Regions from separate parts of the Mus musculus genome. Here region 1 is linked to region 2. Evidence: chromatin contacts called from ENCODE Hi-C data. All regions are on one chromosome and are shown on one strand. The core of a region is the stretch at or near the end of the contact, and the rest is flanking DNA. Distances in the headings are between cores, read along the strand shown. Region 1 holds the start of Itgb7 (integrin beta 7). Region 2 holds the start of Smdt1 (single-pass membrane protein with aspartate rich tail 1).

Region 1 (3,073 bases), core at 35-2,534, about 20 Mb after region 2:
AACAAGTGCTCTTAGCCACCGAATGCTCTCTCCAGTCTCAAAAATGTAATGGTTTCTAATTGCCTACTGTGACTAATCATGACACACACACACACACAAGGAAAGCACATGCAGCCATCACACACGTGCAGATGACTCTCAAGGAACCCTCTGGAAGACTGGCAGTACCCGCCGGCAACACTGGTAAGTAGAGACTGCAGCGTAAGCTCCCTAGGGATTGTGCTATGGTGTTCCCATGGCCACCAGCAGTGTACAAGAGCCTGCTAGCCAGCAACCACAACCCCCTCAGCTTGGGTCCAGACTCAGGTACTGATGCTCTTTACAGGGAGTATGGGGAAGGGTGGGGTACTGAGCCGTTGAACACCCCATCCTGCTCACCACCCCATGTGACCTCAGATGGGTGTAGTACATTACAGAGCTTCTGCTCTCAGGGAGAGGCTGACCCCAGGCTTAACCTCACTGAAACCTCAGACCTGCGTGCTTTGCGCTGTGGTCAGGGAGGCTCGAGACTCTGCAGCACAAAATTTAGTTCTGACTCATCTCATAGATGGGGCTTCACTTCCACTCCCCCCACAAGACAGAGACATCAAGTCCACTCATCTCTCCTAAAGGGGGCTCTGAACTCATACATGACCTCTCCTGCCCCTCTCAATTCTGTCCCTTTCTCCCTTCTTTGGCAATCCATGTATCTTGCCACCTGCTGCCTGTCTCCTTCCATGCACACACGCATGCGTATGTGTGCGTGTGCATGTGTGTGTGTGTGCATGTGTGTGAGCATGCACATGTACAGTGCAAGCCTCAGTAGACCAGGAATGTGGAGTCTGTGGCTAAGGTGCCAAGTGGGAAGACTTCTGGACTGTGCAAAAAACATCAAGTTGCAAAGATAGCAGCCAGGGACAGACAGGAGATGCTGGGAGAAGCACAAGAGTAAGTAAGCCTTAGCTCTCAGAAAACACTCACGTATAGCATCGCAATCTCCTTCCCTCCCTCTGGCTCCACTGGAGAAACAAATGGATGAGCAGCAGGAGGCTGGGATAACCGAGAAAGAAATAGTGGGGACCATAGGAGTGCAGAAGGGGGTTCAGAGCCTTTCTCAAGACTAGACAGAGCACTGGAGAGCCCAGATCACAGAGAGGTAGGGAACAAGTAGGCCTGGGTGAGAGGAGGAGGTGGGTGGGCTGCTGCCCTGAGGGTACTCACAGGTGCTTGAGGAGGAGCAGCCCTTCCTCCGCCGGTGGCAGTGGCAGCCCTTGTGTACAGATGGAGAGGCAGCAGAGGAGGAAGTGACACACCCTGGGGTGGGGGGACTCTTGGAGGGTGGCTGATCTAGCAGAAGGTGGAGCAGATAGGAGTGGGCTGGGTAAAGAAAGGACCTAGGAGTCCCATCTACTAAGCACTGCTCCTGTGCTAAAGAAGTACAAGGAAGGGTCACCAGAACAGCGCCGGATAGTGGCGGTGCCCCCACCCCTGCCCCCACACATGTCACAGACGCAGAGATTGAAGCCCAGACTCTAAAGAGAGATCGACTTTGCAAAATGTCACACAGGTAGCAAGGGGCTGCTGGGCTGTAATCTAAATCCAACTCAGCTTCCTTCCAAAACTCAATGTTCTCTCCAGTATCACAGAGAGGAAGGAGCAGACAGGAAGAAACATGAAGGAAGGTGGTTTCTGTTCCTTTGGAAAACTCAGGGGCCATTGAGTTGTGATGACTGCCTTTCGTGCTAGGTATCCATCTTGGTTCCAATAGCCACTTGTCTTTTGATTTGCCAGGAAAATAAGTTCCCAGTAACCCTGACACACCGGCCTTCACCCACAAGCCTACATCTGTACTTGTTTTGATAGAATCGGTATTTGTCGCTGTTGTTGGTTTTGTTTTGTTTTGTTTTGTTTTCTCTGACATTCTTGTGCAGACATTCTGGACTACTTTGAGGTCCCCTTGACTACTACCTCTTGGCAGAGCAAAACAGCTCTTGGCTTGCATATGCAGATACTCAAGGTCTTGTGGTCTTCATTTTTAAAAATCCTTTCCTCATCCCTTATTCCCCTTTGAGTGGCAGACTCTAATTTGGCTCAGAGATTGCTGTCCTGCTACCAGTATCAATAAATTTAACTAATTATAACCTGGATTGAATCAAGGTCTTTCCCTAGAAGTCTCGACTCCTGAGAGTACCACAGCTAAGCTATTTGGACTCTGAAGCCAACCTGCCTGAGTTAAAATCCTGGCTCTCTCTCCGTTAGCATGAAGTAGTAAAACTCCTTAGCTGTATTCTTTAATCCAGGGTTTCACAACCTGTGTGAGTCACAACCCCATAGGAGTTGAACAACCATTTCACAGGGGTTGCCTAAGACCATCAGAAATATCAGATATTTGCATTACGATTCATAGCAGTGACAAAAATTGCAATTATGACGTAGCAGTGAAAATGACTCTGGTTGGGGTCACCACAGCATGTGGGACTGGATTAAGGACTCGTGACGTTCGGAAGGAGGGGAGAACTTCCTATGGCTGCCATTTTATAGATCACCATAAAAAAATAAGACGGTGTCTATTTAAGAGACCATCTGGTACAGTAAGAAGGGTGTGTGAGGATGCGGCTCAGTGTCAAGATGCTTGCCCAGCTTTCAGGAGGCCTTAGGTTTGGTCTCTATCACTGAGAGAGGCAATAACTGTAGGAGTGAGGAGTCTAAGGGGATAAGAGGTGGAGGCTTTTTCTTTTAGGTTTATTATTTATTAATATATGTAAGTGCACCGTAGCTGTCTTCAGACACACCAGAAGAGGGAGTCAGATCTCATTACGGATGGTTGTGAGCCACCATGTGGTTGCTGGGATTTGAACTCTGGACCTTCGAAAGAACAGTTGGGTGCTCTTACCCACTGAGCCATCTCACCAGCCCGAGGTGGAGGCTTTAAGGGTCTAGACAGTTGGCAAGTTAGAGAGAGGCAGATGGCTAGGTTTGGGGGTGCCACTGGGGGTCCAGGAGCCAGGATAGAGGTGAGTCTGGGAAAGAGTGCAGCTAGAGCAGCCCGGAGTGAAGCTGCTATGTTATGCTATGCTATGCTATGCTATACTAT
Region 2 (3,301 bases), core at 741-3,240:
CCCTGAGCCAGAGCCCTTTAAGCTATGGCCCTGTCCTGCTGGTCAGGATGCCGGGGTCAGAACGTCAGGGGTTAAATATTTACTCATTTACCAGGTTGCTCTGTGTGTGTGTGTGTGTGTTCCCCTGCTCTGTAGACTTTCTCTAGCTTCCAGATCCTCCCCTCTCGCTGGCATGAACTGAAGAATCATGGCTCCCTACTTATTTTCTGAGGTCTAGAAAGGCCAGGTGGTTGATGGGAAGATAATATAATTCAGGAAGTGGGGCTCTGCTCTCTAGCCATAAAGTCCAACACAAGAAGTCTTGGGCATCTCCATGCCAGAGGTGACAGGAAGTGGCTTGAAGACTGACATCGTTGTAGCTTGGGCAGGGCTCTCTGTAGGAGAAGGTCTTTAGGTGCTAAAGAGGGATTTGTTCTCTCTCCCGCTGCTGCCCTGTCCATGTATAGTGCTGGACATTGCCCGCAGGGAGGCAGGCAGCCTTTTATATAGAAGACCTGACCTGTCGTCATGGCAACTTGTAGGGACTCTTGTTACCTAGCCCGCTTGTTCCTAAGGCTTGTCTGCTGAGGGCTCTCATAGCTACTCTGTCCCGTGTCATTCCAAGTATCTTTTTCTTTAGCTCTAAGGTCAGATGGCTAGGTCTACAGAGCCAGAAACCAGGCCCGTCTGTCCCCTTTATATAGATGTAGTGACAGTGGCTGTGGCTCAATAGAGATGTATACCGTTCCCAAACAAAATTGGACTCTTCCTGACCTCCCTCCTTTCCCTATCTGGGGCCTTGGGCCAGCCTGACCCAAATCCAACAAGGCCTAAAGGCTGGATTTTGCCTCCAGGAGACTGAGTTCCATGGTTCCTCTGGTCAGGGCTATGTTTCTCAAGCCTGCTTGTAACCTCATAGCCAGCTGCCCTCACTGTACACACAGGTACCTTTGCTAAGTTTCTTGTCACAGTAGTTAGTGTTTGCTCTTTTAATAGTTTTGGTTTTTGGAGACCAAGTCTTTGTAGCCCACGCAGGTCTGGAACTCCTTAGCATGGCAATCTGCTGGGATTATAGATAGGAGTGCCACACCTCACTTGGTTTTGGTGTTTGTTTTGCAGCAGGACCTGGTGGAAGGCCTGTTAGCCTCCCCTCCCCCCTTCCCTTTATAACCAGAACGGTAAAGTTCCCCGGTTGGTAGCAAAGAGGTGGAGGAGGATCAGGAGTTCAAAAGCATCCTTGACAACACCGCGAGTTTTTTGGCTAGATTGGGCTATGTGTGAGACCCTCTCAGAAAGTTAATTTTGGTTATTACAATCAACGTGTTTACAAATGAAGAATCAGGAGCCTGAGTTGCAAAGCTGGTGTCTGAGGCTAACAATTGAGTCCAAGAACCTGGCTTGGTGGTATGACCTCCATCAGGCCAATCCGTCTATTTGTTTGTTCCCTAGATCTGTAGGGGAAGCCCGCTGTCCACTGCACCCATTGTACCAATGTCCACAGAAACCATGAGCTATTTATTGTTAACTTGATTTTTTTCGCCGCACTACGTAGCTCCGGCTGTCCTGGAACTTACTGGATTTGAACTCACAGAGATCCTCCTGCCTCTGCATCCCAAGTAGTGTAAGATTAAAGGTGTGCGCCACTTCGCCCAGCTTTTTGTTAACTTTTTGTTACCTTAAAAAAAAAAAAAAAATATATATATATATATATATATATATATATATAAATTCAGATACCAAGTAGAGTTTTTCATTACACATTCTGGTTCCTTAATTCAAGTCTTCCCGAGGTGAGGGGCGGGAACACCTACAAAGGGAGCCCTGGCGGCCCCGCCCTCTGGAGTCCGGGAGGGGCGTCCTTCTCCTGACGTCACTACGTCGTCCGGGCGCCGAGGACTTTCCCACCGGCATACGAATGCGTGCTCTGCGCAGGCGGGAGGGCGGTGCTTCCCGTGTGTGTCACGAGTCTCGCGAGTTTTGGAGAAAGTTTCTGCCAGAGGCCGCCTTGGATGCGTGGGGTGTGGCTCCCGGCGAGGGGCGGAGCTGGAGATGGCGTCCACGGCGGCTCGGCGGCTGGCCTGGGTTGCAGTTCGACCCGGGGCTCTCTGGAGCGGGCCGAGGGGGAGGAGAGGTGGCGATGTCTACACCGTACCGGGCAGCTCAGGTCTCAGCCAGGTACCGTCGAGGTCAGTCATCGTCACTCGCAGCGGCGCCATTTTGCCCAAGCCGGTGAAAGTGAGTGTCTGTCTTGAGGCGGGACGAAGGGATTGAGGCCGGTGATTGGGGGAGTGCATGTGACCTGTCCTGATTGACAGGCGCAGAGGCCAATCATAGTATTGGCATAGACTGGGGACCGGACATAGGACTCAATTTGTGCAGCTGGGTTTTGCTGACTTTGACAGGTGGAGGAAAATGTTTCCATAAAACTCACTGTTAAGCTGGGTTCCTGGACACAGAAGCTGGAAGGCAGCAGCGAAATGTGCAATTTCTTATCTTGAGGGACATAATGACCTATTTCTTCAGGGTCAGAAGAAAGGCTTTGTGTCGATTTATACAAGTCATGCAATCTCTGCCTCAAAGGTGATGGGATAAAACAATCCTGAGAGCTGGAGAGATGGCTCAGAGCTTAGGAACTCTGCTCTTCCAGAGGACCCAGGTTTAACTCCCATCACCACAGGACAGCTACAACTATCAGTAACTTCAAGATCTGACATCTTCGCATAGTCATACACGAGGAGGCAAAATACCAATGCACATAGAATAAATTACTGAAAGAGTGGGAAGGGAATGCGGAAGTAATATACTTAGTAAAAAGGAAATGAAGGAGAACGGATAGGGGGATGTGGGAGCAGGACCTTCTGTGCTGAGGAATGTGTAGGTTTTACAGATGAAGTCAGGGCAGAGCCCTGAAGCCAGCATCCAAAGCTAGGAGTTAGGTCTTGACAACCAGAGACCACATCCTGGTTTTTCCATACTTGAACTCTTGTCACTTGCCCTCGGTACCCCAAAGGAAAAATGGGAAGTCTCTTATACCAAAGGTGTGCTTTTTGACGGCATGGCCGTATGGAGTCGAAGGGAAAACAAAAGTCTTTAGAGCAAGCCTGAGCGGTAGCAGTTGACCCCAGTCAGGGTTCCAGCGAGAAGCAAAAATGTGCAGCTGCTGTATAAAAAGTCACAGCTAGGGGAAGCAGGAAGCTAATACCGGTGAAATCTCATTGGCATTCCTTCCGTCCATGTTGCCTTTGCGAGCTTTTAACATTAATTGTGAAGCAAGGTTGCTCAGCAGCAGGAGCCAGCTAAAAGAGAAGGAGGTGAGAGGCCC

Evidence for each region. Hi-C counts contacts between places; a loop is a spot of excess contacts on that map.
Region 1: a map of regulatory T cell shows a loop between it and region 2 (10-fold over the local background). The contact joins the promoter of Itgb7 here to the promoter of Smdt1 in region 2. A Hi-C loop is called at or near these places in 2 of 37 maps with a recorded cell type or tissue (T-helper 17 cell and regulatory T cell).

The regions. Positions count from the first base shown.
Region 1 is chr15:102,230,651-102,233,723 of GRCm38, forward strand. It overlaps Itgb7 (integrin beta 7), which reads right to left and starts at 1,285. Exons shown (of 15, transcript NM_013566.2): 1 at 1,201-1,285.
Region 2 is chr15:82,344,056-82,347,356 of GRCm38, forward strand. Smdt1 (single-pass membrane protein with aspartate rich tail 1) reads left to right here and starts at 1,991. Exons shown (of 3, transcript NM_026914.1): 1 at 1,991-2,214. The coding sequence starts at 2,029. Pheta2 (PH domain containing endocytic trafficking adaptor 2) reads left to right here. Exons shown (of 2, transcript NM_177391.4): 2 at 1-1,655. The coding sequence ends at 6.